Linked DNA regions of Homo sapiens: regions 2 and 3 are each linked to region 1. A link is a loop called in an ENCODE intact Hi-C map of the cell type or tissue named here. Cell type or tissue: OCI-LY7. All regions are shown on one strand. Each heading gives the region's core, and the rest is flanking DNA. Links, peaks and the distances in the headings are about the cores only. Region 1 has its middle 7.8 kb from the start of ARHGEF18. Region 2 overlaps INSR (insulin receptor). Region 3 holds the start of LOC124904625 (a long non-coding RNA gene).

Evidence for each region. Peaks named below come from ENCODE experiments on the same cell type or tissue, not always from the same donor. Only the 100,000 strongest peaks of a DNase experiment are listed, where the experiment ranks them.
Region 2: a loop joins it to region 1, with 11 times the contacts of the local background. A loop is called at or near these places in 89 of 110 quality-filtered maps.
Region 3: it touches region 1 in a loop (13-fold over the local background); 98 of 110 quality-filtered maps call a loop at or near these places.

The regions. Positions count from the first base shown.
Region 1 is chr19:7,335,596-7,346,748 of GRCh38, forward strand. No RefSeq gene overlaps it. Among named protein-coding and RNA genes, the nearest start is that of ARHGEF18, 7.8 kb to the right of the region's middle. RefSeq lists enhancers at 2,066-2,175, 5,577-5,686, 5,747-5,816, 9,289-9,358. In OCI-LY7, for the core only: a CTCF peak has its summit at 5,681 (motif pointing left); a DNase peak (open chromatin) is centred at 5,626; H3K4me3 peaks cover 445 bases; H3K27ac peaks cover 4,709 bases.
Region 2 is chr19:7,144,459-7,155,611 of GRCh38, forward strand. INSR (insulin receptor) reads right to left here. Exons shown (of 22, transcript NM_000208.4): 10 at 8,268-8,469; 11 at 6,039-6,074. Among named protein-coding and RNA genes, the nearest start is that of ZNF557, 80 kb to the left of the region's middle. In OCI-LY7, for the core only: a CTCF peak has its summit at 4,831 (motif pointing right); a DNase peak (open chromatin) is centred at 4,843.
Region 3 is chr19:7,097,169-7,106,745 of GRCh38, forward strand. It overlaps LOC124904625 (a long non-coding RNA gene), which reads right to left and starts at 2,394. Exons shown (of 3, transcript XR_007067110.1): 1 at 2,314-2,394. RefSeq lists a silencer at 2,101-2,470 and enhancers at 5,330-5,831, 5,832-6,331. In OCI-LY7, for the core only: a CTCF peak has its summit at 5,331 (motif pointing right); a DNase peak (open chromatin) is centred at 5,323.

The DNA of each region.
Region 1 (11,153 bases), core at 3,163-8,162:
GAGCAAGAGAGAGTGAGGGGAGGGGAGAGGTGTCACACACTTTTAAATGACAGAGTCTCACGAGAACTTATTGTCACACTGTCACAAGAATAGCACAAAGGGGATGGTGTTAAAGCCAGAGATCCTCAACCTTTTTGGCACCAGGGACCAGTTTCATGGAAGACAGTTGGAAGGTGGCGGTTCCAGGATGATTCAAGAACATTACATTTACTGTGCACTATGATGCACTGTTGTTATATTATTACCACATTGTAATACATAATGAAATTATTATACAACTAGGCCGGACCCAAGGCGGCTCATGCCTGTAATCCCAGCACTGTGGGAGGCTGAGGCGGGCAGATCTCTTGAGGCCAGGAGTGTGAGACTAGCCTGGCCAACATGGTGAAACCCTGTTTCTACTAAAAAAAAAAAAAAAAAAAAAAAAAAAAAATTAGCCGGGCACAGTGGTGCAAGCCTACAGTCCTAGCTACCCAGGAGTTTGAGGCGGGAGAATCACTTGAACCCTGGAGGCGGAGGTGGCCGTGAGCTGAGATGGTGCCACTGCGCTCCAGCCTGGGTGACAGAGTGAGACGCTGTCTCAAAAATAAACGTATAAATAAAATAAAGACGACTCAGAAAACAAAATGGGGGAGGTATGGAGGGGAGCAGAGAGATAGAGAGAGGTGAAGTCCCTTGAGGGAGTACTGTTTGAGCAGACTAAAGGATAAAGAGCCAGATGTGCCTCCAGGGTGACATCCACACACCTGTCCAGATGACAAACACAGGTTCTCAGCCCCCACCGTCCACCTAGGATTCCTGAGCCCTCTCCTGCTGACACCTGGCAGGGTGCTGAGCCCATGAGCTCATGGGAAGAGAGGAGCCCATAGCCATGACCCCTTGCCCACCCGCTGGACACCCTGCCCTTCCTCTGGGGTTCCCAGATGCCCTGGCACAGTGCTACCTGGAGGAAAAGGAAGAGCGTCAGCCGGGGGCAGCCTCTGCCTTGCGGGCCAGCTGCTGGGATGGGAGACCTCCTTCCCAGCCCTCCCCCTTCCAGGGCAACCAGAGGAGCAGCTGGAAAGTTCCAGGCTCAGGAAATGCAAATAGATGAATGGAGGGAAGTGGACAGGGACACTACACCCATAGACTTGAGGCTGTCAGTCAAAAGTGCTGACCCTGGAGCCTGTCCCAGACCCTGTCCGCTGGGGAGTCAGGCTGAGAGCTGGGTGGCATTCTCGCTCCCCATCCACCCATATCTACACAAAGTCCAGCTCATTTTGCCTCTCGAATTCCCCCCCGAGTCACCCACTTTTCTCCCTCCTATGGCTGGGCCACTGTCCTGTCTTCCTGAATGACAGCATTGCCACCTTGCCAGCTTCCAGGATTATACCCTCTAACCATTCCTTCCATGCCCAGTTAAAGGGAGCTTTCTGAAACAAAGAGCAGACTTTGCCTCCCCTCCGCATAAAACTTCCCATGTCTCCCCATTGCCTTAGGGATAAAAGCTAAAGCTATGCCATTGGACCCAGACACAATGGCCTCTGTCTCTAGCTTCCCCCATTATAGCCACTTTCCCCTTTGGTTCTCCTTGCTGTGGATGAGTGCAATCACCTGTGGCCCTGTGCTTGTCCCAGGTCCTTCACATCCTTCAGGTATGTGCTGGGCACTGCTTCCTGAGGAAGCCTCCCTGGACTTCCAAGTCTGGGGCTCAGGGGCTGCTCACCTGGGCTCCAACTATCACACCTGCCATATTGCTTTGTGCTTACTGAATAATGCAGTGTGGGAAGGGAACTGCTGTGGCATGGCCCTGTGTGCCCTGATGAGTCTTCTGCAGGTGCAAGTGGTGAGCAGAGGTTGTCCACTGCACCATCTGTGTGAGTTCAGGTCACTGGCAGAGACAGGCAGGGTTAGCAATACGGGTGCCCGGCCCCTCGGCCAACGTGCCTAACACAGGTTCCCAGAGGCTGTGTCTCTCAACATGCCGTTAACAAAGCAGATGTTCTAAGGGGTTCTGCATGCTGCAGCCTCTGGGGGACAGTGTGTCACAGAGCCTTGCCTCACTGAGCCTCAGCTTCCTCATCTACAGAACGGGGCCAATAAAGCCAACAGGGCCTTCCTCCTTGGATGGTTGTGAAGATTGCATGAGATTAAATAAACTACATAGAAAGTGCTCAGAGAGGGGTGACCCCTCTTTTATGATTCATAACCAGTGCCAGAAGCCACGCCAGGACACATCTTGCCATTGGAAGTATGTAAAGTAATGGCACTGTGCTTCTGTGGACATCTCATTACGAGAATGTTCAGTTCTTGGGTTATATTAAGATGCGGTTTTCCTGTTGAAGCCTCTAAAGTCCCTTGTGGTTTCTCTGGGGTCCAACAGCCTGGATGCGAAAAAGAAAGAGCCCAGCCTGCTGCCCCACCCCGTGTTACTATGAGAATTGGGGAACCAGCCCCTGGGGACACAGATGCTATCACAAAGAGTCCCTGAATTGGCTTGCCACATTTAACGGATAAATATATAAGATACTCAGGTTCCTATATTTGATCTGGCAACCCTATTTCCAGAAGTGTGCTAGGTACTCTCACTTGTCTGAATAAGTAACATCTACTGCATATATATAGATCTATTTTTCTTTTTCTTTTCTTTTCTTTTTTTGAGACAGGATCTCACTCTATTGTCCAGGCTGGAGTGCAGTGGGGCAATCATAGCTCACTGCAGTGTCCACCTCCCAGGCTTAAAGGATCCTCCCATCTCAGTCTCCTGAGTAGCTAGGTCAACAGGTGGGCACCACCATGCCTGGCTAATTTCTAAATTTTTTGTAGAGACAGGATCTTGCTATGCTGCCCAGGCTGATCTTGAACTCCCGGGCTGAATTGATTCTCCTGCCTCAGCCTCCCAAAGTGCTGGGATTACAAGCATGAGCCACTGTGCCCAGCCTAATTATCTAATCTAAGCTTTTTGCCTACACACACACACACACACACACACACACACACACACACACACACGGAGAGAGAGAGACAGAGACAGAGAGGGAGAGAACTGAAAGAGGACCAAAAGAAGAATAAAGAAGAACAGTCCAGCTGGGTGCAGTGGCTCATGCCTGTAATCCCAGCACTTTGAGAGGCCGAGGCTGGAGGATCACTTGAGGTCAGGAGTTTGAGACCAGCCTGGCCAACACGGCGAAACCCCGTCTCTACTAAAAACACAAAAATTAGCTGGGCATGGTGGCATGCGCCTGTAATTCCAGCTACTCAGGAAGCTGAGGCAGGAGAATCACTTGAACCAGGGAGGCAGAGGTTGCAGTGAGCCGAGATCGTGCTATTGCACTTCAGCCTGGGTGACAGACGAAGACTCTATCACAAAAAAAGAAAAGACAAAAGAAACAGTTAAAATGTTTCTTACAACGCTAAATATACATTTGTCATAGCACCCAGAAATTCTATTCCTATGTATTTTACCAAGATAAATGAAAGCATATTCACATTGAAGTCTTGACATAAATGTTTGTAGTGATATTATTCATAATTGCCAAGAAAATATACAATTTGGCCGGGTGCAGTGGCTCACGCCTGTAATCCCAGCACTTTGGGAGGCCAAGGTGGGAGGACCACGAGGTCAAGAGATTGAGACCATCCTGGCCAACATGGTGAAAACCTGTCTTTAAAAATACAAAAATTAACTGGGCGTGGTGGCACGCACTTGTAGTCCCAGCTACTCGGGAGGCTGAGGCAGGAGAATCGCTTGAATCTGGGAGGCAGAGGTTGCAGTGAGCCGAGATTGTGCCACTGCTGGGAGACAGAGACTCCCTCTCAAAGAAAAATAAAAAAGAAAGAAAGAAAAAGAAATGCCACTTGAGGTGGCCACCTGTTGTCCAGCTACTCAGGAGGCTAAGGTGGGAAGATCGCTTAAGCCCCTGAGAGGTTGAGGTTACCGTGGGCTGAAATTGTGCCATTGCACTCCAGCCTGGGTGACAGAGGGAGACCCTGTCCCCCGACCCCCCCAAAAAAAAGAAGAAAGAAAAGAAAAGAAAAAAGAAAATATTAGAAATCATGTAGACAAATTAAGACTGTAGAATTTCATAAATACATGTTCTAATTTCCAATATAATTTCAACTACAGTAAGATGATAATCAGATACATTCCTTTTGGTGGTTGCTATTGCCGCACTCTTAGATATGAAGTGAACAGCTCCCTGAAATTCGCACTCTCTGGGCTTCTGGGAACTATATTTTCATCATTCTTTGGCTCCCGTCTGTGCTTTTCTGAGACATGCCTGTTCACACCCTTTCTTTCTCTTTTTTTCTTTTCTTGCTTTTTCTTCTTCTTTTTTTTTTTTTGAGACAGAGTCTCCCTCTGTTGCCCAGGCTGGAGTGCAATGGCGCGATCTCAGCTCACTGACGCAACCTCTGCCTCCCAGGTTCAAGCGATTCTCCTGCCTCAGCCTCCCAAGTAGCTGGGTCTGTAGGTGCCCACCACCTGCCCAGCTAATTTTCACCATGTTGGCCAGTCTGGTCTCGAACTCCTGACCTCAACTGATCCACCTGCCTCAGCCTCCCAAAGTGCTGGGATTACAGGCATGAGCCACCAAGCCCGGCCCCAAATTCTTAATTTTCTATTTCTGTTGTGTTTTTTTCTTATCAATGTGTGAAATCTCTTTGCATATAAAGGTACCAACCCTTCTCAGGCAACCAATTCATCTTTCTTTATTGCTTTTGTATATACTTCCCTGATAATTTATAAAATTATTCTGTTAGTTATATTTATTTTTATTATAAGATTTTTAACAGATGTTTATATAGTTTTTTGTTTGTTTCGTTTTGTTTTGTTCTGTTTTGTTTTTGAGACAGGGTCTTGTTCTGTCACCCAGGCTGGAGTGTGGTGGTGAGATCTCAGCTCACTGAAACCTCTGCCACCAGGGTTCAAGTGATTCTCCTGCCTCAGCCTTCCGAGTAGCTGCAATTATAGGTGCCCACCACCACACCCAGTTAATTTTTGTATTTTTAGTAGAGACAAGGTTTCTGCATGTTGGCCAGGCTGGTCTCTAACTCCTGGCCTCAAGTGATCCACCTGCCTCAGCCTCCCCAAGTGCTGGGATTACAGGCATCAGCCACTGCACCCGGCCACGTTTATATAGATTTTTATGTATTAAGTATTTCTGTGGTTTCATTCATAGCTTCTGGGTTTTCTGTCTTAGTTAAAACACACACACAACAATTTCAAAAAAAGCATGTTTTCAACCCTCAATTGTAAAAATAGCCTTGTAAATTCCTTCTATGATCTGTATTGGTTTATTGTTCACATTTCATCTTTAACCCAACTGAAATTATGTTGTTTTCTGCAGCACAGGAATATTTCACTCTGCCACGTCTCTGTCAAAAGTGGGAGAAAAGGCCAGGTGTGGTGACTCACATTTGTAATCCCGGCACTTTGGGAGGCCGAGGAGGAAGGATCACTTGAGGCCAGGAGTTTGAGACCAGCCTGGCCAACACAGTGAGACTACTCCAAGAAAAAAATAAGCGTGGTAGAAGGAAGGGCAAACCCGTGTCTCACACCCCATGGCCCTCACTAACTCAGGCTGCTGCCTGGCCCCTGTAAGCCTTCCGGCTTTCCACAAGGGTCGGTTTTTTTTCCTGTTTTGCTTTCTGTGGTCTTTCTGGCCAGAGGAGAAGCCATGGGGAAGTGCTGCCCCCACGTGGCCATCTCCATGATAGCAGCTAAGGCTGGAAGAAAAAGGCTTTTTGTTGTTGTTGTTTGAGATGGAGTCACTAGGCTGGATTGCAGTGGTACGATCTTGGCTCACTGCTATCTCTGGCTCCCAGGTTCAAGCGATTCTCCTGCCTCAGTCTCCCGAGTAGCTGAGACTACAGGCGTGTGCTACCATGCCCGGCTAATTTTTGGATTTTTAATAGAGACGGGGTTTCACCATATTGGCCAGGCTGGCCTTGAACTCCTGACCTCACGATCCGCCTGCCTCGGCCTCCCAGAGTGCTAGGATTACAGGCATGAGCCACCGCACCTGGCCAAGGCATCTTTTAAAGCTGAAAGCAAAATAGGTTCACAGGCCCCTGCTTAAAACCCTCCAGGGGCGGCTGATGCCTGTAATTCCAGCATTTTGGGAGGCCGAGGTGGGAGGATCACTTGAGCCCAGGAGTTTGAGATCAGCCTGAGCAATATAGCGAGACCCTGTCTCTACAAAAAATAAAATAAGGCCGGGCAGGGTGACTCATGCCTGTAATCCCAGCACTTTGGGAAGCCGAGGTGGGTGGATCACCTGAGGTCAAGAGTTCAAAACCAGCCTGACCAACATGGTGAAACCCCATCTCCACTAAAAATACAAAAAAAAAAAAAAATTAGCCACGTATTGTGGTACATGCCTGTAATCCCAGCTACTTGGGAGGCTGAGGCAGGAGAATCTCTTGAACCCAGGAGCCGGAGGTTGCAATGAGCCAAGACTGCGCCATTGCACTCCAGACTGGGCAATAGGGTAAGACTCTGTCTCAAAAGGACAAAAATAAAATAAAATAGCAAGGCGCGGTGTTGTATGCCTGTGGTCGCAGCTACTCCAGAGGATGAGGAGGGAGGCTGGCTTGAGCTTGGGAAGTCGAGGCTGCAGTGAGCTATGATCACACCACTGTACTCCAGCCTGGGTGACAGAATGAGACCCTGTCTCTCAGAAAACAAGAATAAAAACTTTATTTACAAAAGTAAGCATTGGGTTAAACTTGGCCTAAAGGTTATACTTTGCTGACCTGTGTTCTATTGCATATATTCTGCTGGACGTGATGGCTCACATCTGCAATCTCAGCACTTTGGGAGGCCGAGGCAGGTGGATCACTTGAGGCCAGGAGTTTGAGGTCAGTCTGGCCAACATGGTGAAACTCTGTTTCTACTAAATATACAAAAATTATCCAGGTGTGGTGGCACATGCCTATAATCCCCAGCTATTCGGGCGGCTGAGGCAGGAGAATCGCTTGAACCCGGGATGCGGAGGTTGCAGTGCAGTGAGCCGAGATCACGCCACTGCACTCCAGCCTGGGAAACACAGTGAGACTCTGTCTCAGAAACAAACAAACAACACCACAAAAGAAGAAGGAAGGAAGGAAGGAAGGAAGGAAGGAAGGAAAAAAAATCTCTCCAGCGGTACATACCCAAATGTTGAAAGCAGGGACTCAAAACAAATGTTTATACACCCATGTTCTTTTTTTTTTTTTTTTGAGATGGAGTCTCGCTCTGTCGCCCAGGCTGGAGTGCAGTGGCGCGATCTCGGCTCACTGCAACCTCCGCCTCCCGGGTTCAAGCAATTCTCCTGCCTTAGCCTCCCAAGTAGCTGGGACTACAGGCGAGCGCCACCACGCCCAGCTAATTTTTGTACTTTTAGTAGAGACGGGGTTTCACCATGTTGGCCAGAATGGTCTCGATCTCTTGACCTCGTGATCCACCCGCCTTGGCCTCCCAAAGTGCTGGGATTACAGGCGTGAGCCACCACGCCCAGCCTATACACCCATGTTCTTAGCAGCATGATTCACAATTACCAAAAGATAGAAATAACCCAATTATCCACCAATGGAATATGATTCAGATGCAAAAAGAAGGAAATTCTGACACCTGCTGACATGGATGGACCTTAAAGACATTACGCTGGGTGAAAGAAACCAGGCACAGTAGGACAAATCCTGTGTGATTCCACTTATAGGAGGTCCCTACCGTCACTAGATTGACAGAGACAGAAAGCAGAATGGTGGGTGCCAGGGGCTGGGGAGGGAGATGGGGAGCGAGGGTTTCATGGGGACAGAGTTTCAGTTTGGAGATGAGAAAGTGCTGGAGATGATTGCACAACAATGCGAATGCATTTAATGCCACTGAACTGTGCACTTAGAAATGGTTAACAAGGGCCAGGGGCGGTGGCTCACGCCCGTAATCCCAGCACTTTGGGAGGCCGAGGTGGGTGGATCACCTGACATCAGAAGTTTGAGACCAGCCTGGCCAACATGGTGAAACCCTGTCTCTACTGAAAATACAAAATTAGCTGGGCATGGTGGCAGGTGCCTGTAATCCTAGCTACTTGGGAGGCTGAGGCAGGGGAATCGCGTGAACCCAGGAGGTGGAGGTTGCAGTGAGCAGAGATTGCGCCATTGCATCCCAGCCTGAGCAACAAGAGAGAAACTCTGTCTCAAAAAAAAAAAAAAAAAAAAAAAAAAGGTTAAAATGGGCTGGGGGCAGTGGCTAATGCCTGTAATCCCAACACTTTGGGAGGCTGAGATGGGAGGATTGCTTGAGTCTAGGAGTTTAAGACCAGCCTGGGCAACATAATGAGACCCCTTCTGTACAAAAAATAATTAAAAATTACCCGCTCATGGTGGCACGCACCTGTAGTCCCAGCTACTCGGGAGGCTGAGGCAGGAGGATTGTTTGAGCCTGGGACATTGAGGCTGCAGTGAGTTGTGATCCCACCACTGCACTCCAGTCCAGGTGACAAAGACCCTGTCTCAAAAACAAACAAACAAACAAACAAAAACAAAGGGTTAAAATATAGAATTAATCATGTCTTTTGCAGCAATATGAATGGAACTGTAGGCTGTTATCATCTTAAGTAAAACAGTTCAGAAATAGAAAGTCAAATACCGCATGTTCTCACTTATAAGCGGGAATTAAATCATGTGTATACGTGGTCATAGTGCGGAATTTTAGACAGTGGAGACCCGGAAGGGGTAAAGGAGGAAGGGCGGGAGGGGTAAGGGATGAGAAATGACTTAATGGCTACAATGTACATTACTTGGGCGATGGTTACACTAAAGCCCAGGCTTCCTGCTGCGCAATCTATCCATGTAACAAAGTTGCCTTTATACTCCTTAAATGTATACACATTTTAAAAATCATTTTTTAAATTTAAAAAAATGGTTAAGGCCAGGCACGGTGGCTCACGCCTGTAATCCCAGTACTTTGAGAGGCCGAGGTGGGCAGATCTCTTGAGGTCAGGAGTTCGAGACCAGCCTGGCCAACAGGATGAAACCCCATCTCTACTAAAACTACAAAACATTAGCCAGGTGTCGTGGCAGGTGCCTGTAATCCCAGCTACTCAGGAGGCTGAGGCAGGAGAATTGCTTGAACCTGGGAGGCGGGGGTTGCGGTGAGCCGAGATCGTGCCACTGCACTCCAGCCTGGGCAGCAGAGCGAGACTCCGTCTCAAAAACAAACAAACAAAAAAGGTAAAAGGGTAAATGTTATGTTATGTGTCTTTTCCCACCAACGCAAGCAGTAAAGGGTAGAGCAGGTGGTGGCCCTCCCTGCGGGCTGGACGGGGTGGTGGAGGGGAAGGAAGGGAGCCAGGTGTGCACAGCCGAGGGGTGGCCTCTGCATTCGGCCTTAAGGCCAATATCAGGTGTCCGGGGCGCAGTGGGGACAGAGGCCAGGGTTCAGAGAGTGGGGAAGCGTGGACAGGAAGTGTGGACGGTACTCCCAAACAGCACAGAGTATTTCTACAGCACAGAAATATTTCACTCTGCTATGTCTCTATCAAAAGTGGGAGAAAAGGGCAGGTGCGGTGTGTCGTATTTGTAATCCCAGCACTTTGGGTCCTGTGACAGTCCTCCTCCGCCTGGCTCCAGCCACACCTGCTTCCTTCTGTTCCTCAAACACCCCAAGCTCAGTCTTGCCTCCAAGCCTTTGCCCTGGCAGTTTTTACCACCCAGAATAACTTTCCCCTAGATTTTTTTTTTCTCACTCTATCACCCAGGTGGGAGTAGGGTGGCACAATCTCGGCTCACTGCAGCCTCTGCCTCCCAGATTCAAGTAATTCTCCTGCCTCTGTGTCCCGAGTAGCTGGGATTACAGACAGACGCCACCACACCCGGCTAATTTTTGTATTTTTAGAAGAGATGGGGTTTCCCCATGTTGGCCAGGCTGGTCTTGAACTACTGACCTCACGTGATCCACCCGCCTCGGCCTCCCAAAGTGCTGGGATTACAGGCGTGAGCCCCCACGCCCAGCTAGACATTGATTTATATGCCTGACTTCTTCTGAGCTTACAGATCTCAGCTCAAATGGCCTTCCCTGACCTTCCCAGCTAAAGCATCAACCTCCCCCACCCACTCTATCGCATCACTCTGTTTACTTCCTGTTGCGGCAATTCACAGCACCTGAATTTATCTCCTAGGTGTGTTTCCTGATTCACTGTTTGCCTCCCCCAGCTGGAGCTCCTGCAGGGCGGGGGTTTGTGTCTGTCTTGTTCACCGTGATCCCACACCTGCCACAGTGCCTGGCATACAGTAGGTGCTCGATAAATGCATGTTGCCTGAAAGAAATAATCAACTGGTTACAGAATGGGTGTGTGCAAATCTGTGTATATCTGTGTCTCCTTGTGTTCTGTGTGTGTCTCGTTGGTGTGATTCTGGGGATGGCCCCACCTGTGTCCCCAGGGACAAGCGCGGCGCTATGGGCCAGTGAGTGTTTGTGGTGAGGGCTTTCCGGGTCTGTGTGTTAGTGATTTTGAGTGGTCCCGTGGCAACCGGTGTGCAAGTCAGTGTCTCCAGAGGTGTTCTCAGAGGTGGCCAGCATCTGCTCTTTTTTGTTGTTGTTGTTTTGTTTTTGTTTGTTGTTTAAGATGGAATCTCACTCTGTTGCCCAGGCTGGAGTGCAGTGGCATGATCTTGGCTCACGGCAACCTCCGCCTCCCGGGTTCAAGCCATTCTCCTGCCTCAGCCTCCCGAGTAGCTGGGATTACAGGCACATGCCACCACACCCGGCTAATGTTTATATTTTTAGTAGAAATGGGTTTTCACCACGTTGGCCAGGCTGGACTCAAACTCCCGACCTCAGGTGATCCACCTGCCTCGGCCTCCCAAAGTGCTGAGATTATAGGCATGAGCCACCGCGCCTGGCCAGCAGCATCTGCTCGTGTGTGTGTGTGTGTGTGTGTGTGTGTGTGAGTGTTCTGTGTGACTGTGGCTGTGAGTCCACATGTGTGTCGGGGTGTTTGTTGTGTATGTGTGTCTGCATGCCCATTCTGCATGTCCACATGACACTGCATGCTCCTGTGTGAAGTTGTGCCCATGAGCACACGTGTCTGTGTTTGCGTATCCTTGTGTGTCCTCTGGGTGTGTCCTTGAGCTTTGTGTTCCAGGAGCCTGCAGCCCTGTTGTGCAGCGCTGTTGTGCTCTGTTGTGCACGT
Region 2 (11,153 bases), core at 2,732-7,731, 190 kb before region 1:
GACGGCGTGATCTTGGCTCACTGCAACCTCCGCCTCCTGAGTTCATGCGATTCTCCTGCCTCAGCCTCCTGAGTAGCTGGGATTACAGGAGTCCGCCACCATGCCCAGCTAATTTTTGTATTTTTAGTAGAGACGGAGTTTCGCCATGTTGGCCAGGCTGGTCTCAAACTCCTGACCTCAGGTGATCTGCCCACCTCAGCCTCCCAAAGTGCCAGGATTACAGGCATGAGCCACCGCACATGGCTCTTTTTTTTTTTTTTTGCTGTTATAAATATTCCTTTGATCATTGTCTGATTGTCTTATTACTTCCCCAAAGTAGATTCCTAGAGGAAAATATTACTAGGTTCAGGGAGATAAGAAACTCTTTAAGCTTCTTAATACCTACAGCTAAATGGTTGTCCAGAAACTCTATATTGACTTGTGGTTGCACCAGCAGGCCATGAGACTGCATTCCAGGACAATCTCAGCAACCCCTAAGCCTTAATAGTTTTTTTTTTTCTTTCTATGTTTGTTTGTCTAGATCTTTAACCCAAGAGATTAAAAATATGCTATCACTCGACTACGTTATTTGCGGATCTTTATATTACTGAGTGTGACTTCATTTTTCCTTTATTGGTTCTCTGTGATTCTCCAAAGAATTGTCCCCTCCTTGTCTTTTGTCTGTTTTTCCATGAATTTCTTGTGTTTTCCTTACTCCTGTGTTGTTTATTCATTAAGGATATTAACCTTTTATGTATCGTGCTATACAACTTACTCTTTTCCATTTGCCAGTAAGCTTTCTTTAAATGATTTGAAACAGGCTTTCATGTTTATTTGTACAATTTAATATATCAGTAACACTTTAAAACGTGTTCCTTTATAAGTCATTCTAGATGGGGTTATTATGAGTTGTGCTAAGGTTTTACGGCAATTTTGAAAGGGATCTTTTCCCTTATTTTATATTCTAATTATTGCTTGTGTATCTACAGTCTTTTTGCTTATTTCTATGTACCTACTTTCCCAAACTCTAACTCATTTAAAAAGTTTCATAATTGGCTTTCCTGGGTTTTCAATGACACACTAGAAGAGGGGTCAACAAAATTTTCCCGTAAAGGGCTAGATAATAAATATTTTGGGTTTTGCAAGCCAAATGACCTCTGTCACAACTACTCTGTCATTGTAGCTTAAAGCAGCCCTACATGATGTGTAAACAAGTGGGTGGGGTTGCATTCCAATAAGAGTTCATTTACAAAAACAGGCAGCTAGCCCATGGGCCATAGTTTGCCTACCCTTGAGCTAGACGCTCTGCAAATAGCAATGACTTTATTTCCCACATTCCATTCTTTACAACTCTGATTTCTGTTTCTTGTCTTATTACATTGGCTGGATGCCCAGAGAAATGTTAATTAGTAATGATGAGATGGGGCTTCCTTGTTTTGTTCCTAACTCTGCTAAGAATAATTTTAAGAATGATGTTAGCTTGGCTGTTGGTTTAACCTAGGTAATATTTATCTTGTAGAAGAAATATTCTATTATGAGTTTTATGAAGCCTCTTTTTTTCCTCCCCTTTCTCTAAGTTAGGAATTTTAAATTAAGGTTATTGAAACAGATATGATCTTCCTTATTGCACCTCTTGATGAACTAGATGATGTTATCAAATCTTCTGATCTTAAACCATCCTTGCATTTTGGAGATAAACAATATTGCCAGTGCAGTGTTTTATTTGGGACATTTGAATCTAACATCACATATTAGCTTGGCCTGTGGCTTTTGTTCAGTGCAGTATCTTTGTCAAGTTCTTTTTTTTTTTTTTTTTTTTTTGAGACAGAGTTTTGCTCTGTTGCCAGGCTGGAGTGTGCAATGGCGCAACCTCGGTTCACTGCAACCTCTGCCTCCCAGGTTCAAGCGATTCTCCTGGCTCAGCCTCCCAAGTAGCTGGGATTACAGGCGTGTGCCACCATGTCTGGCTAATTTTTGTATTGTTAGTAGAGACAGTGTTTCACCATGTTGACCAGAATGTTCTCAATCTCTTGACCTTGTGATCCGCCCCCCACCTCAGCCTCCCAAAGTACTGGGATTACAGGCATGAGCCACCATGCTCAACCTCTTTGTCAAGTTCTTTAAGGGTGTTATGTTCATTTCATAAAATGAACTGGGATAACTTTTATAGATTTCTGTGCCCTAAAATAGTTTTTCTATTATAGGAAATAGTTGCTCTCTCACAATTTGAAAGAACGTGTCTATAAAACTCTCTGGGCCAAGGGACTTTTTTGAGGAAATTATTTGACACATATCTTTTTCCAAGGTTCATAACCACTTAATTTTTCTGCTTCTTTTTGAATCCATTTAGACAAGTTAAATTTTCCCACCTTACTGAAACTTTCAAATTTAGCAAGTGCACCATTGTCCAAAGAACTTAACACATTAAAATTTTCTTCAGACGCTAGTTTTATGTCATCTTCTTTCCTTCTGGTTTGTGTTTTCCCTTTGATTATGTTTACCATAGGCTTAGCTGTTATTGCTTTTCCCTTCCTAACACATTTATAGTTTTATAGTTTAAAGTTTATTTCTTAATTTATCAATCCATTTAAGTCTGCTAAGTAACATCAAAGCCAAGCTTTGACAATATTCTACAAGTTAAGGTATGTGATATTCACATTTTCATTATTTTCCAAAAGGACTTCAATGGAAGTTTCCATTTCTGCTTTGGCCCGATAGATATGTAAGTGTTTAACTTTTTAACTTTTTTTTTTTTTAGACAGAGTCTCGCTCTGTTGCCCAGGCTGGAGGGCAGTGGCGTGATCTCGGCTCACTGCAACCTCCACCTCCCAGGTTCAAGTGATTCTTCTGCCTCAGTCTCCTGAGTAGCTGGGACTACAGGCGCACGTTACCACATCTGGCTAATTTTTGTATTTTTAGTAGAGAAGGGGTTTCACCATATTGGCCAGGCTGGTCTCAAACTCCTGACCTCAGGTGATCCGCCTGCCTGGGCCTCCCAAAGTGCTGCGATTACAGGTGTGAGTCACTGCGCCCAGCCTGTAAGTGTTTAACTTTTAACCACCAAGAAGTGAAGTTTTCTGTTTAATCTTTTGAAATTAACTTTTAGTTTCTATTGCAGCGTCATCAGAAAATGTGTGGTCAGAAAACAAATCCTACTTTGGGGGCATTTCTTAAGATTCTCTTTATGGTCTTTTTGTATTAAAAGACTAACAACATTGTAGAATGGAAAAGAAAACAGCTCCACCACTTATCAAGCCAAAGATATGTCCGTATTAGCAAGATTCAGATAATTTCTATACAGGCACAAATGGGTCTCGTGAAAATAACCAAGACGTTGGTGCTTCATGAGTAACTACTGAGAAATTGGTATCTCAACAACCAGAGATGTAAAATGGGCTCATCAAACAGGCCAAATGAGTTTATATACCAAAAAGATTATAACCAAAAAGACCATGAAGTGGCAAAAGACAAAGCATCAACTGATTTTTTTTTTTGAGACAGAGTCTTGCTCTGTTGCCCAGGCTGGAGTGCAGTGGTGTGATCTTGGCTCACTGTAACTTCCAATTTCTGGGTTCAAGCGATTCTCCTGCCTCAGCCTCCCAAGTAGCTGGGATTACAGGCGTGCATCATCATGCCCGGCTAATTTTTGTATTTTTAGTAGAGACGGGGTTTCGCCATGTTGCCCAGGCTGGTTTCAAACTCTTGACCTCAGGTGATCTGCCTGCCTGGGCCTCCCAAAGTGCTGGGATTACAGGCATCAGGCATGAGCCACAGCACCTGGCCTAGGCAGCATTTTATTATCCAGCAATCCCACACTAACCTGGTCATCTCAACCAAGGGTCCTTCTGACCCCATCACCCAGGGGGATATTTAGCAATGTCTGAAGATATTTTTGGTTATTACTACTTTAGGGGGAAGACACACTACTGGCATCAGATGAGTGGAAGCCAGGGATGCTTCTCAGTGTTGTTGGACAGTGCCCTAGAATAATCTGACCCCAAATATTATTTATTATTATTATTAGTATTATGTATTTATTCTTTTTTTTTTTTTTTTTTGAGACAGAGTCTCGCTCTGTCACCCAGGCTGGAATGCAGTGGCGAGATCTCGGCTCACCGCAACCTCCGCCTCCAGAAATCAAGTGATTCTCCTGCCTCGGCCTCCCAAGTAGCTGGGACTACAGGCGTGTGTCACCATGCCCGGCTAATTTTTATATTTCTTGTAGTAACGGGGTTTCACCATCTTGGTCAGGCTGGTCTCGAACTCCTGGCCTCAAGTGATTGCCCCGCCTGGGCCTCTCAAAGTGTTGGGATTACAGGCGTGAGCTACCAAGTCCAGCTGTGGCCCCAAATATTATTTTATTTTTATTTTTTTTGAGACGGAGTCTCGCTCTGTGGCCCAGGCTGGAGTGCAGTGGCACGATCTTGGCTCACTGCAAGCTCCGCGTCCCAGGTTCACGCCATTCTCCTGCCTCAGCCTCCCGAGTAGCTGGGACTACAGGCGTGTGTCACCACGCCCGGCTAATTTTTATGTTTCTTGTAGTAACGGGGTTTCACCATCTTGGTCAGGCTGGTCTCGAACTCCTGGCCTCAAGTGATTGCCCCGCCTGGGGTAGCTGCGTCACCACGCCCAGCTAATTTCTTGTATTTTTAGTAGTGACGGGGTTTCACCGTGTTAGCCAGGATGGTCTCGATCTTCTGATCTCATGATCCGCCCGCCTCGGCCTCCCAAAGTGCTGGGATTACAGGCGTGAGCCACCCGAATATTATTAATAGCAGGACTGAGATTGAGATCTGCTTTGGACCAAGCCCGTACATTTTTAGACCCTTCTTGGCTACAGTTAGTATTGCAAATGGCCACTAGAGGGCAGATCAGGCCACACAGGTGCCTGGGAAAAAATAAATAAATAAACACTCTGCTAAAGGAAGAAAATCTCTCCAAGTGGTCCCAACTTGCCTCTTTAGTCTCACCTCCTGTTCCTCCCAAAAGCCACGACAGGTAAACATCTCCTTGCCTTTCTCCCAAGTTCTCCAAGCTTTTTCTCTCTCCCAGGACCATACTGCTTCATTCTCTTAAGACTCAAGTTGAAAAGAAACGTCCCTGGCCAGGGGCGGTGGCTCACGCCTGTAATTCCAGCACTTTGGGAGGCCGAGGCGGGCGGATCGCCTGAGGTCGGGAGATCGAGACCAGCCTGACCAACATGGAGAAACCCTGTCTCTACTAAAAGTACAAAAATTAGCCGGGCGTGGTGGCGCATGCCTGTAATCCCAGCTACTCAGGAGGCTGAGGCAGGAGAATTGCTTGAACCCGGGAGGTGGAGGTTGTGGAGAGCCGAGATCGCACCACTGCACTCTAGCCTGGGCAACAAGAGTGAAATTCCATCCAAAAAAAAAAGAAGAAGGAAAGAAGGAAGGGAGGGAGGGACGGACGGAGGGAGAGAGGGAGGGAATAAAGAAAAGAAAAGAAAGAAGGAAAGAAAGAAAGAAGGAAAAAAAGAAAGAAGGAAGGAAGGAAGGAAGGAAGGAAGGAAGGAAGGAAGGAAGGAAGGAAGAGATCCCTGACTCTCCTCCGTGGAATTCAGTGAGCGACACGGTGTTCTTTTGTTCATACCCTGTCGCCCTTTCATGAAAATATTCTGTTTCCAGATCAACCTCCATTCATGGTGTAGGAGCTGCTGGGTCGGGGCACCCAGCCGCGGGGAGCTCAGACTCCGGGGACCCCCACCCACCTCTGCAAATGCACGCGGGAGGTGCAGAGATGTTTAGTGAGCAAACAGTGGCTGCAAACAGAAGGCAGGGAGGGGGTACCCAGGAAGCACTCCCATGATTCTATGTTTTAGCAAGAGTGTGTTAGTGAAGGTTTCTCCCCACATTCATGCCCAGATTTCATTTCAGAGTGAAGGCATTGGATTTCTGAATTGGTGAAGCATCTGCTCTCCAGCACAGCTGCCCGCCGCATGCAAAAAGCCACAGAAACCCCTGGGTTCTCCGAGGCATCTGCCTGGCACGCCGCCGGCCCTGCGCGGAGCAGGCACCAGGGGTCGCACAGGTGAGTCATACCTAGGGTCCTCGGCACCAGTGCCTGAAGAGGTTTTTCTGTGGAAACAAAACCAACGCCTTTGAGGACAGAGGGAACTTCATTAGACAGACCACTGGGCTCTGACACTTGGAGGCCACATGTGTCCGAGTAAGGGCACCCTGGCTTTGACCCTGGACCACTCGCTCCCATCACTTGCTAGACGGAGTGAGCTACATCTTCCCCAGCAGGTGCAGGGGTCCAGCAAGGGAAGGGGAAGAAATCAGAGAAAATTCTCCCCAGAGACGGCCTGCTGAGGTGGCCCTGGGATGTCAAACGTGACTACATGTGGACATCACAACTGACTCAGCCACTTCTCCAAGTCTGGCAGAATTTTTCTTTTCTTTCCCTTCTTTCTTCTTTCTCTCTCTCTTTCTGGTTTCTTTCCTCTTTCTCCTTTTCTTTTCTCTTTCTCTTTTCTCTCTCCCTCTCTCTCCTTCCTTCCTTCTTTCCTCTTTTACTTTCTTTCTCTCTTTTTCCCTCTTTCCTTCCTTCATTTGCTTTCTTTCTCTTTCCTTCCTTCTTTTTTTCATTTTCTTTCTCTTTCTTTTCTTTCTTTTCCTTTTTTCCTTCCTTCCTTCCCTCCTCTCTCCCTCCCTTGCCCCCTTCCTTTCTCTGTCCTTTCTTTCTCTCTTTCCTTTCTTTCTTTCTCTTTCTTTCTTTCTTTCTTTCTTTCTTTCTTTCTTTCTTTCTTTCTTTTTCTTTCTCTCTTCCTTCCTTCCTCTTTCCCTCCCTCCCTCCATTCCTTTCTTTCTTTCTTTTTTTCCCTTCCTTCCTTTTTGAGACAGGGTCTTGCTCTGTTGCCCAGGCTGGAGTGCAATGGTGCCATCATAGCTCACAGCAGCCTCCAACTCCTGTGCTCCAGCAATTCTCCCGCCTCAGCCTCCGGAGTAGCTGGGACTACAAGGCATGCACCAACATGTCTGGCTATTTTTTTTTTTTTTTTCCTTTTTTAGTAGAGATAGGGTCTCACTCTGTTGCTCAGGCTGGTCTCCACCTTTGGCCTCAACTGATTCTCCCACTTCGGCCTCCCAAAGTGCTGGGATTACACGAGTGAGCCACTGTGCCTAGCCAACATTTTGTTTGTAACAGGTGAAACAGTAACCACTTTGAAGCCTTGGCTGTCCCCCTGAACATTCTTTTGGACTCAGGGTCATAGGGGAAACATGCAACAAAAAAAGAAAAAGAAAAGAAAAAAAAAAAAGAGGATTCTTACACACTGGTGGTTCTGGGAGAAAAGTCTGCTCGGATGAATAGCATTGGTAAACATCTGAACAGATACTTTTAATTTTTTTTTAGAGACAGGGTCTCACTCTGTCACCCAGGCTGGAGCGCAGTGGCGCCATCATCGCTTATCGTAGCCTCCATCTCCTGGCCTCTTGTGATCCTTCTTTCTCAGCCTCCCCATGGGCTAGGAGTTCAGACATGCATTACCATGCCTGACTAATTTTTAAACTGTTTTTTTTTTTTTTTGGTAGCGATGGGGTCTCATTATGTTGCCCAGGCTGGCCTCAAGCAACCCTACCACCTCGGCTTCCCAACTAGCTGGGACCACAGGCTTACACCACTGCGCTCAGCTAAAGCCTCAATAATCACGGCCAGGCACGGTGGCTCACACCTATAATCCCAGCACTCTGGGAGGCCGAGGCAGGCAGATCACCTGAGGTCAGGGGTTAGAGACCAGCCTAGCCAACATGGCAAAACCCCGTCTCTACTAAAAATATAAAAATTAGCTGGGCGTGGTGCTGCGCACCTGTAGTCCCAGCTACTTGGGAGGCTGAGGCACAAGAATCACTCGAACCCGGAAAGGGTGAGCTGAAATCGCACCACCGCACTCCAGCCTGGACGATAGAGTGAGACTCTGTCAAAAAAAAAAAAAAAAGAGAGAGAGAGAAAAAAAAAAATGTTAATCGTCTAACGGAGTTTGTTTTGGAACTCACGTGGAGACCAGCTCAGGAGAGGTAAGAAAGGCAAATGCTGAGTTTTGTCCATTTTTCCCCTTTTGTGCGATTATTTGCTCTTCCTGATAAAATTCCCCTCGAAATTTCGAAACTGCAAGATCTCTTCCTCCACCCAGGAAAGGGCTCCATTCAGACTCCACCCACCCTTCTGCCGTCTCTGGGTCCCACTACCTCTCGGTCCCTAAGTAATGACCTTCCACCAACACCAAGCCAATTGGCACCCACTAAGAGAGCCCAGCGCCAAGTCCTGACCTGGGGACGAAAACCACGTTGTGCAGGTAATCCTCAAACGTCTTCCTAAACGAGGACTCCTCCAGCTCCTTCAGGATCTGAGAGTCTGTCTTTGGACAGGAGCAGCATTCGCCGGCCGAATCCTCATACTCACTCTGGTTGTGCTTCTGAGAATCTTCAGACTCGAATGGTGGAGACCAGGTCCTCGAGGGCAGCTTCAGCCCTGGAGAAAGAAACAGAAAAGGGGGGCTCAAGTCTCTGCGGCTGAACACACATACACACACACACACACCCCACACACACACACACCACACACACACACCACACACACACACACCACACACCCCCCCACACACACACACCACACACATCACACAACACACCACACATACACACACCACAAACACACAACCACACACACACACCACACACCACACACACCACACAACACACCACACATACACACACCACAAACACACAACCACACACACACCACACACACCACACACCACACACACGCACCACACACACACCATACACGCACCACACACACACTACATGCACACCTCACACACCACACCACACACCGCACACACACCACACAAATCACACACACACCACACACACCCACGCCACACACCACAGACCACACACCACACACCCCACACACACCATACACGCACCACACACACACCACATACACACTTCACACACACCACACACCACACAAATCACACACACCACCACACCCACGCCACACACCACACACACACCACACACGCACCACACACACACACAGTGAAGGGGGCCTTCTCAGAGAGGCTGAGCTGAGACAGAGCCTAGATTTGAGCTCCGCTTTGGAAAAAAGCCAGACACTATGGTTCACGCCTGTGGTCCCAGCTACTTGGGAGGCTCAGGTGAGAGGATCGCTTGAGCCCAGGAGTTCGAGGCTGCAGTGAGCTATGATTGCACCCCTACACTTCAGCCTGGGTGACAGAGTAGAACCCTGTCTCAAAAGATTAAAAATATAGCCGAGCACAGTGGCTCACACCCTTAATCCTGGCACTTTCGGAGGCCGAGGTGTGAGGATCACGTGAGCCCAGGAGTTCAAGACCAGCCTGGGCAATGTGGTGAAACCCTGTCTCTACTAAAAATAAAGTAAAATAACCAATAAAAATAGGCCAGGCAGCTCACACCTGTAATCCCAGCACTTTGGGAGGCTGAGGTAGGCAGACCACCTGAGGTCAGGAGTTCGAGACCAGCCTGGCCAACATGGTGAAACCCCGTCTTTACTAAAAATACAAAAATTAGCCAGGTGTAGTGGCGCATGCCTGTAATCCCAGCTACTCAGGAGGTCGAGGCAGGAGAATCGCTTGAACCTGGGAGGTGGAGGTTGCAGTGAGCTGAGATGGCACCACTGCACTCCAGCCTGGGTGACAGAGCGAGACTCCGTCTCAAAAAAATAATAAATAAATAAATAAAATATCTGTATCTAGAGTGTCATCTGAGAAGTGCATGTCAACATGTTTTATTAGTTTAGTGCATAAGTAATTGCAGCTTTTGCTATTAAAAGTAATGGCAAAAAACCACAATTACTTTTTTTTTTTTTTTTTTTTGAGATGGAGTCTCGTTCTGTTACCCAGGCTGGAGTGCAGTGGCGCGATCTTGGCTCACTGCAAGCTCCACCGCTTGGGTTCATGGCATTCTCCTGCCTCAGCCTCCTGAGTAGCTGGGACTACAGGCGGCCGCTGCCACGCCCGGCTAATTTGTTGTATTTTTAGTAGAGATGGGGTTTCATTGTGTTAGCCAGGATGGTCTCGATCTCCTGACCTCGTGATCTGCCCGCCTTGGCCTCCCAAAGTGCTGGGATTACAGGCGTGAGCCACTGCACCCGGCCCACAATTACTTTTGCACCAACCTAATAGAAACTGCCAGGTGGCTGGGCGCGGTGGCTCACTCCTGTAATCCCAGCACTTTGGGAGGCCGAGGCGGGCAGATCACCTGAGGTCAGGAGGTCCGGACCATCCTAGCCAACATGGCGAAACCCCGTCTCTACTCAAAATACAAAAGTTAGCCGGGCGTGGTGGTGGGTGCCTGTAATCCCAGCTACTCAGGAGGCTGAGGCAGGAGGATTGTTTGAACCCGGGAAGCAGAGGTTGCAGTGAGCCGAGATTGAGCCATTGCACTCCAGCCTAGGCGACAACAGCGAGACTCTGTCTCAAAAAAAGGCAACAACTGCCCGACACCATAATCACAGGACTGAAGATTATAAGGTAACCAGACAATGCTTCTGTCTTCAGTGGACTTACAGTCTACAATAAACTCATAAATACACAGTCACAGGTCAGATGTTGGGGTAAAAGAACAGTGGGTGTCTGCGGGTGCCATTTTCATGAAGGGGTCTCAAAGAAAGTCACCACTGAGACATCCTGAATTCAGCAAAGGAAAGCACCATCCACATATCGTGGTGTAAAGCAATTCAGACATAGCAGAAACCCAGCAGAAAGGCCCCAGGACAGGAATTTTCTTGGCACATTAAAAAACGTCTGGCCAGGCGTGGTGGCCCTCTCCTGTAATCCCAGCACTTTGGGAAGCCGAGGCAGGAGGATCACTTGAGGTCAGGAGTTCGAGACCAGCCTGGCCAACATATAGTGAAACGCTGTCTCTACTAAAAAATCCAAAAATCAGCTGCACGTGGTGGCACATGCCTGTAGTCCCAGCTACTTGGGAGGCTGAGGCAGGAGAATCACTTGAACCTGGAAGGCGGAGGTTGCATTGAGCCAAGATTGCGCCACTGCACTCCAGCCTGGGTGACAGAGGAAGCATTCCATCTCTCAAAAAAAAAAAAAAAAATCTCTGGAAACCAATATAGCTGGAAGGGGGTGAGAGAGAGAATGGTGGGAGGGG
Region 3 (9,577 bases), core at 3,171-8,170, 240 kb before region 1:
TCTGTCTCAAAAAAAAAAAAAAAAAAAAAAAGAACTCCAGCAAATGCCACCATTCTTACCCACTACCGCTGCAACATGCATCCCTTGTCTTCCCAAGACTATAAATAAGTATCCCCAGCAATGACACCCAAAACAAGCAATGGTCAGAATCTCAACAGGCAGCCCCCCAGATTCTACAACATAAGTGACAAACTCATACCCCAGAAAACTATCTCTCTTCCCATTATCCCAAAGTAAGAGTTAATAGAAGCATCAGCAAGCAACACCCTTAACATAAACGAGGAGGGGAGCCCAGAATGCAAATCCCGTCTCCCCCAACATGAGTTGACTGCCCCTGCGGTGACCCCTCCTTTATCCCAAACACAAGGAATAATCTTAGCCCCAGCAGGCAACTCCTGCAGCCTCCCCTTGCAATATGAGTATCTCTACCCTCACAATATAGATTGATAGAGCCCTATCAAGCCAAGTGTCCCCTGCTAGGGGAATGTTGGGTACTCCAGTCTCAGAACATGGAAGACGATGGTAGTCCTGACAAGCTGGCAAATACTCTAAGCTCCCATAATACAGGAGGTGATACAGCCCAGCAAGCAAACCTTCCAACATTTCCTGCACCCAGCAGACCCTTATCAGCTGCATTCCCAGTTGACTCTCAGAGCATCTCCTGCTCGCTCACTAGAAGCAAAGAAAGACTAGAGTTGGGGGTAAGGCTGAGAGGAAGAGAGAGGGGAGAAGGGTAAAAGAAAGAGAAGAGGGGGAAAGGAGACCTTCCAAGTTGTTCTAAACCCGGCCATGAATTCCAGATGCCTCAAACAGCTACAATCAGATCAGGCACTCCAGCACAAAAAAAGAGATTCCGGGCTGATGAAAAGAGGTGGTCTGAAGGAAAGGTGGGTGTGTTGACTAGCCTTCAGAATGCTCACCAAAGACCCTTGCCACCTGATATTCCTGTCCTGTGTACCCCACCTCCAATATTGAATCATACACGACCCATATGATCAATACAGCACTGTTGCATGTGACATCTGAGGCTAGGTCATAAGACACACTGAAGCTTCCTCCTTGGTCTCTTCTATTGCTCTTTCTCTAGGAGAAGCCATCCGCCATGCCATGAGGAGACTCAAGCAGCCCCGTAACCAGTAACCAACTCACCAGCACCACATTGCTAGCCAGGGGATGAGCCACCTTAGATCTTCCAGCCCCAAATTTTGAACTCTAATTAATGATATGTAAGCTATCTGCAACCTACTTCAAAATGCATTTAAAAAGATGAATTGATGGATGATACAGAGATGTATATGACAAAGTATAGTAAAATGTTACTGATGAATGTTCCTGTACATTTTTTCAAAAATTATTTCCATGCTTGAACATTGCTCATAATAATTTGTTAGTATTCAAGAACTCCTACGAAGCAGTAAGAGAAAGACCAAGAGTTAATTAGAGAAAGGAGCAAATGCTAACAACAGTTCACAGAAATACAAGTGGCTCTCCTAAGAAAAATGGGAAGTAATACATTGAGATTCCCTTTTTCATTGATCAGGAATTTTTTTCTTTTAAAAAGATAACAGATTGACCAGGATGTGGAGACACTGGCACCTCCATATCATAATGACGGGAACTCAATTAGTGCAACTCCCCCGGACTAAGACAAGGACCCAACCAGACCCAGAGCCACGCCGAGCCCAGGGTGCCATGGGGAGACGCGGAAAGAGCCGAACTGAAGCGGCGAAATCGGAGAAAACTGAAGCCGGGCGGAGAAAGCCGAACTGAACGAACTGAGCCGAGGAGCGGCGGAGAAGCCAAGGCTGGGCGAGGGGAGCCAAAGACGGGTGGTGGGAGCCGAGGTCGGCCGAGAGGAACCGGAAAAGCCAAGGCCAATGGGAGGAGCCGAGGCCAGGCGGGAGGAGCCGAGCAGGGCCGAAAAGCAGCGGGAAGGGCGGCGGAGAAGCCGAGCCATGGCCAGGACGGAGGGAGGGGAAGTTTCAGGTCGGAGACAGAGAGGGACAGGCAGCGCCATGGTAGGACGCCAGGCGAGGACGGATGGGGAAGCCGAAGCTGGGCGGAAAGAGCCGAAGCCAGGCGCGAAGGAAGCCGAAGCTGGGCGGGGGAAGCCGAGGCTCGGCGGAAGAGCCGAGGCCGGGCGGGAGGATCCGAGCTGGACCGAAAAGCGGTGGCACTGGCGCCAAGCGCGGGAGGTCGCGGGGCAGAGAGGGCGAAGGGAGGGTAGCACCTGGGGTGAGGGCGGGCGGGAGAGTCGAGCTGGGCAGAAAGAGCGGAAGCCGAGAGCAAGTGCGGGGTTGAGGGCGGGCGAACCGAGGCAGGGCCCTGGAAGCCGAGGTCCAGCGGGTGGCGGAGAGGGTAACCGAGGCTGCGTGGGAGGAGCCGAGGTCGGGTGGGAGAAGTCGAAGCCCCGGTCGAAGGAGCTGATGCCAAGTGGGAGGAGCCAGTGCCGGGTGGGAGGAGCTAAGCGGGCGAAAAGCGCTGAGGTTGAGCCGGGACCCATCTTCTTGGGAGCAGGGGAAGGGAGGTCAGGGGACTGCAGTGGGGAAGGGGCCGTGGATGGTTGAGCCCGAAGCTGTCAACATGGCCAGAGTCATCTGCAGGGCCTCAAACTGCCTCTGCAAAAATTAATAACAGTGAGAAAATTATGACAGTGAAAGACACCTGACCCACTCCATCTCGCCTTTAACCTCCAAACTCTCCTCGGTCATTCCTAGGTGTGGGCCAAGCTAACCTTGGGAGAAATTTAGTTACAGTTTAAATAACAATAGCCTTTCCTAAAACTAAACCGCCTTATAAAAATAAGAGATCACCAAGTTATGATTAGAGCAGGGCCTGAATTCTGCTCAGATGTAGACTTCGTTAAGGATTACCAGCCCTTGCTCAGGTGATCACAAGATTTGTAACCCTTCCAATTACTCCTGTAAATAACATCACTATTGTAGAAGCTAAGATTGGCCTTTTGAGATGTCATTTAAGACTTTTGGGCCAGGCACAGTGGTTCATGCCTGTAATCCCACCACTTTGGGAGGCCGAGGCGGGTGGATCACCTGAGGTCAGGAGTTTGAGACTAGCCTGGCCAACATGGTGAAACCCCATCTCTACTAAAAATACAAAATTAGCCAGGCATGGTGATGCATGCCTGTAATCCCAGCTACTCAGGAGGCTGAGGCACGAGAATCGCTTAAACCTGGGAGGCGGAGGTTGCAGTGAGCCAAGACTGCGCCACTGCACTTCAGCCTGGGCAACAGAGCAAGAGACTGTTGGGGACCAGCCTCAACACCACCCGTAGGGTACTCTAAGTCCGGTGGCGTCAAAGGATTGAGAAGAGACAAGTTAAAGGTGGGGAGCCAGGGGGGCCAGATGCGAGGTAGGAGGCGGCAAAAGGCTCAGAGCTCTGGTCTCCACACTATTGAGTACAATCACTTAGATCTGAGAAGCAGATGTTCAGGGCAAAACAGTGAAAGGGAGGCAGTGCGTCATACGCGTAATCTATAGCAATAGTGGTTTAAATGATTCTCCGTTGTGCTCAAACAACATATCTTTAACTTATCGGAGAGTAGCTAGTGGGAGCAGGCTTTACTAGGAGCCTGCACGTCTGTCCACATTCCAGTGTTTCAAAGGAGTGTCTTTCTCCTTGAACACAGTGTTTACAGATAAGAGAGCAGGTCTCGCTCTGAGCATGTGAACATGATGGCAATTAGGAGGCTTTCCTCCTCAGAAGCCTTTTGTGGCTTTCCACAACTTATTGTCCCATATTTTTATGGCCAGTTTATACAGGCACCCCACAAGCCCTTTTCCCAACAGAGACTCTGTCTAAATAAATAAATAAATAAATAAATAAATAAATAAATAAATAAAGACTTTTGCATTTCTGACGACCGGATGATTCCTGTGGCCCCCACCCAGAAACAAACTCAGCACACAAGGACTGTTTATTTCCACGCATCCTGGACCAATTAACAGCACCTGTTCCCTGCCTCCCTGCCCACGAAACTATCTTTAAAAAACCCTAGCCTCCAAATTTTCAGGTTCCCCATTTAGCCGGCCGTGCATTTTGTTTGTTTGTTTGTATTTTCTGAGACGGAGTCTCGCTCTGTCGCCCAGGCTGGAGTGCAGTGGTGCAATCTCGGCTCACTGCCAGCTCCGCCTCCCGGCTTCATGACATTCTCCTGCCTCAGCCTCCCGAGTAGCTGGGATTACAGGCGCCCACCACCAAGCCCGGCTAATTTTTTGTATTTTTAGTAGAGACAGGGTTTCGCCGTGTTAGCCAGGATGGTCTCGATCTCCTGACCTCATGATCCGCCCGCCTCGGCCTCCCAAAGTTCTGGGATTACAGGCGTGAGCCACTGTGCCCGGCCAATGTGCATGTTTTGAATTCTTTCTCTATTCCAATTCTCCTGCCTTGATAAATCAGCTCTATATTGATGAGTAAGATGAACTTCTCCGGTGGTTTCAGGTCCTCCTGCCCTCCCGGTCCTGTTGCTCCGGCCCTGCCACCGTCCCCTGCGAGGGCTGCTCCATCGGCAACAGCTGCATGTTCTCTGCCCCCAGTGAATGCTCATTGGTGATATTTGCATAGGGACACCCCATCGGCCTGACAGACAGTTTCTCTGAACTGCGCTGAGACCTGGCCCCTCACCTGTTTATCCTCACATTGGAATTCTGTTTTGGTGTTTGCTTTTTGGAGGACTTGCATGATAACACTGTTTTACGAATGAGGAAACTGAAACACGAAGGCACAGAGGGGTTAAGTAACTTACCTAAGGTTACGCAGCTGGTAAGGGATTTAAATGGGATAGTCTCACTGCAGAATCAGTACCCTTAACCATCGCGCTATGAGCGAAAGAGACAATGAGAGAACCAAATCAAGATAAAAAAGAACATCCTTATCTTGATTTTGTGGTCTCCCTGAACTTTTTTTTTTTTTAATTTGAGACAGAGTTTCTCTCTTGTTGTCTAGGCTGGAGTGCAGTGGCGCCATCTCAGCTCACTGCAACCTCCACCTCCTGGATTCAAGCGATTCTCCTGCCTCAGCCTTCCAAGTAGCTGGGGTTACAGGCAAGCGCCACCATGCCTGGCTAATTTTTGTATTTTTTAGTAGAGACAGGGTTTCAACATGTTGGCCAGGATGGTCTCGAACTCGTGACCTCAGGTGATCCACCTGCCTCACCCTCCCAAAGTGCTGGGATTATAGGCATGAGCCACCGTGCCTAGCCTCCCTGGCCTCTTTCAATGAGGAGTTTCTAATACTTTCATCCGTTTTTCCCACGGCTGACACATCTAGAGTGCCGTTCTTTTTTTATTTCAAAATATGCCCTGAAGATGGCAGTATTGCACCACCCTAAATCCACAAGCTCTTTTCCAAATGTTTGCCCTGATGTCCATCTTCTGAAAACAATAATCACCAATTAGACATGTGAGCCAATTAGCATTAACTCCTTCCATGAAGAACAATGCAATTGTCTCCTAGAGAGCAACTATACAATTTATTCACTTTGTTTTTTGTTTGTTTTGAGATGGAGTCGTGGTCTGTCGCCCAGGCTGGAGTGCAGTGGCGTGATCTCAGCTCACTGCAGTCTCCACCTCCCCGGTTCAAACAACTCTCCTGCCTCAGGCCCCCTTAGTAGCTGGGATTACAGGCATGTGCCACCACGCCCAGCTCTTTTTTTTTTTTTTTTTTTTGTATTTTTAGTAGAGATGGAGTTTCTCCATGTTGGTCAGGCTGATCTCAAACTCCCGACCTCAGGTGATCCGCCCACCTCGGCCTCCCAAAGTGTTGGGATTACAGGCATGAGCCACCGCGCCCGGCCACAAATTTTTGTATTTTTAGTAGAGATGGGGTTTCACCATGTTGGCCAGGAGGGTCTCAAACCCCTGACCTCAGGTGATCCACACGCCTCGGCCTCCCAAAGTGCTGGGATTACAGGCGTGAGCCACCGAGCGTGGCCGTAACCAGGCTCAATGACTTTAACTCTTTTCCTCAATGATTTTCATTCCTCAATGGCTTTAACCTCTTCCAAATGATTGCGCTGATGGCTAACATATGTCTGTCTTCTGAAAACAATAATCACCAATTAAACATGTGAGCCAATTAGCATTTACTCCTTCCATTAAGAACAATACATTGGTCTCCTAGAATGCAATTTACAATTACTCACTTTGAACAAGGGAAATCTCTTCAACTCCACAGACAAGGGAGCCACTCCCTTTCTGATCACAGATTACAGTGAGCAATGGAAGTTTCATAATCGATGGCCTTCACTTTCTTCTCTGGAATGTAAAGTTGACTCAGCTGGGAAGAAGCCCATAAGAAAAAAAGATCAATATGAGACAAGGAGACTTGTCTGCAGTATGGCAGGCTAATTATCTTGAAAAACAGTCCTACTACACAACATTTAAAAAGATGAATACACACCTGTAATCCCAGCACTTTGGGAGGCCAAGGTGGGCTGATCACTTGAGGTCAGCAGTTTGAGACCAGCCTGGCCAACATGGCAAAACCCTGTCTCTGCTAAAAATTAAACAAAATTAGCCGGGCTTGGTGGCACATGCCAGTAGTCCCAGCTACTCGGGAGGCTGAGGCAGGAGAATCGCTTGAACCCAGGAGGCAGAGATTGCAATGAGCCGAGATCGTGCCACTGCACTCCAACCTGGGCAACAAGGGCGAGACTCCATCTCAAAAACAAAAAAAGAATACAAGGCCGGGTGCGGTGGCTCATGCCTGTAATCCCAGCACTTTGGGAGGCCAAGGCGGGCAGATCACCTGAGGTCGGGAGTTCGAGACCAGCCTGCCCATCATGGAGAAACCTTGTCTCTATTGAAAATAAAAAATTAGCCGGGCATGGTGGCACATGCCTGTAATCCCACCTACTTGGGAGGCTGAGGCAGGAGAATCACTTGAACCCAGGAGGCGGAGGTTTCAGTGAGCTGAGATTGCTCCATTGCACTCCAGCCTGGGCAACAAGAGCGAAACTCTATCTCAAAAGCAAACAAACAAAAATACTCCCCAGAAAAACCCTATTTCCAAATAAGGCCACATTCTGAGGTCCTGGGGACTAAGAGTTCAATATATTGGGGTTGCACAGTTGAATTCATCTCATTGTTTAGGCACGGGGACCAACCTGTCATACCCCATCAACCATCAAATGCGGCTGCTCTCTGGGAAGGGGGAATAACCTTGGACAAAATAGCTCCCTTAAGCCTGGGAAAGTTCCAGAAGAGGGACTCAGTTGTCCGCCCCCAGAAGACAACTTTCCTGGAAGTTGGAAGAGTGAGCACTTGGTTCTGAAGAGGTGATCTGGGTGGTGCATGACAGCATCCACGACAGTGGATGTGCCGTGGCTCTTGCTGCATCCACTACAGCATCCACTACAGCATCCGCTACCTCCACCTCAATATCCACTACCTCCACTACAGCATCCACTACCTCCACTACAGCATCTGCTACCTCCACTACAGCATCATGGATCCACCACAGCAATCACCACATCCACTACAGCATCCACTACAGAATCCACTACAGTGACTCCAACACAGTGGCCTCCCACTCCTGGGGTTATGCTTCAGGAAATGGGTCAGCAACCTCTAAGGAGCCTGGAGATCAACAGTTGAGAACATTAGACCATGGACTCATAGTCTAAACCACCCACCAACTATGTCAGCCCTATTAAAATTATGGCTTCCCTCTTTTGTGAAGTACTTTGAAGATGTTTTCTCTCACTTGTGTACTATCCTGATGACCACTGTCTCATCTGTGGTCATGCAGAACACACATGGAGCAGAGCCAAGGCCAGAATTTGCATTTCCTGGCTCCCAAGTCTGACTGTCTCAGCAACCCACATCCCCATTCTAACCCAGAGCCCAGCCAGAGTTCCTCCTCTGGTTGTGAGGCTGTGGTCTATGAAACCAAAGCCTGTGCCTTGCTTTCTCAGCCTGTCAGGGTCTTACCACTGGATAGGAGCCTTGGATGAAAGGACAGGCAGACAGATAAATTGATGGACAGACAAGAAGAGGGATAGATGATGGATGGATGGATGAATGGATGGATGGATGGATAGGTGGATGGATAAATGGATGGATGGGTGGATGAATGGACAGGTAGGTGGATAGATGATGAATGGATAGACAAGATGGATATACAGACAAATGGGTGGGTGGATGGATAGAAAGGAAGGAAAGAAGGACAGATAGATGGATGGGTGGATGAAGAGAAGGCAATAGACAAACATATAGGAAATTACAAATACAGATAGATAAAAAAAAAAAAGGCCCCAAGAGAAGTAGAGGTAGAAACAGAATGGTAGAAAAGGGGGAGGAGGTCAGAGATATGAGTGGGAGGAGGAAGGTGAAATGAGAGAGAAAGAAAAGCAAAGCCCAAATTATAGTGTGACAGGAAGATTGGGTAGCAGAAATACACAAGCAAAAAAAGAGAAACAAGTGAGACCAAAACTGGAGAAATAACTCAGAGAGAGTGACCAAGAAGGAGAGAAACTAAGGAACACACACAAGGGAAGCAAAGGGAGAGAAGAAAAATAAGACAAGAGTGGGAGGAGGAGAGGGGGAAATAGAGAAAAAAATGGGAAGACAGAAAAGTCCTACATAGAAGGAAAGACAGAGGGAAAGATGGGGTAAGGAGATACAGAAGTAATGTATAAAAGAAATAAAGTAGGTCAGGCGCACCTGTGGTCAGGAGTTCGAGACCAGCCTGGCCAACATGGTGAAACTCCGTCTCTACTAAAAATATAAACAATTAGCTGGGCATAGTGGCAGGTGCCTGTAATCCCAGCTACTCAGAAGGCCGAGGCAGGAGAATCACTTGAACCCTGGAGGGGGAGGTTGCAGTAAGCTGAGATTGTGCCATTGCACTCCAGCCTGAGCAACAAGAGTGAAACTCTGTCTCAAAAAAAAAAAAAAAAAAAAGAAAGAAAGAAAAAGAAAGAAAGAAAGAAAGTGAGGGAACCATGGTGGGTGCAAGAGGGGAGTAGATGGTGAGGATGGAGAGAGAAGGGAAAAAAAGAGGAGAAGCACAAATGAAGAGAGGCAGAAACATGGCTGACCACAAAGGGAAGCACACAGAAGGAGAAAGATTAAGAGAATAGGAGAAAAGAGCAGAAGGCAGATACAGAAAAAGATGGAGGAGAGGATGAAGCAGACTTGAAATAAATAAAACAGAGATAAAAGAGTGGCAAGAAGTAGAAAGTAGGACAGAAACAAGGAGGGAGCAGGGTGATGAAGAAACAATCAAGCAAACAAAAAAAAATCAAAACACAAGGAGAAACAGTGAGATAAATACAGAGAGAGGAAGGGAATTAAGGGGAGAAGTGAAAAGGGGAAGCCAGGGTGGAGGCAGCAAAGAAGAGGCCCACACTGAACAAGATACAGGAAAGAGAGCAGGGAAGAGGGAAAGAGAAGAAAGAGAAGTATTTCTTTCTTCTAGAAGGGTGGAAGAAGGAGGCAGAGATCCAAGGGTAGTAGCCAGCACTGGAAATGATCCTGAGGCATCAGATAATGATGAAGATAATGATGGTGATGATAAGAATGGCCATGATGGCGATGATAGTGATGGTAATGAGGG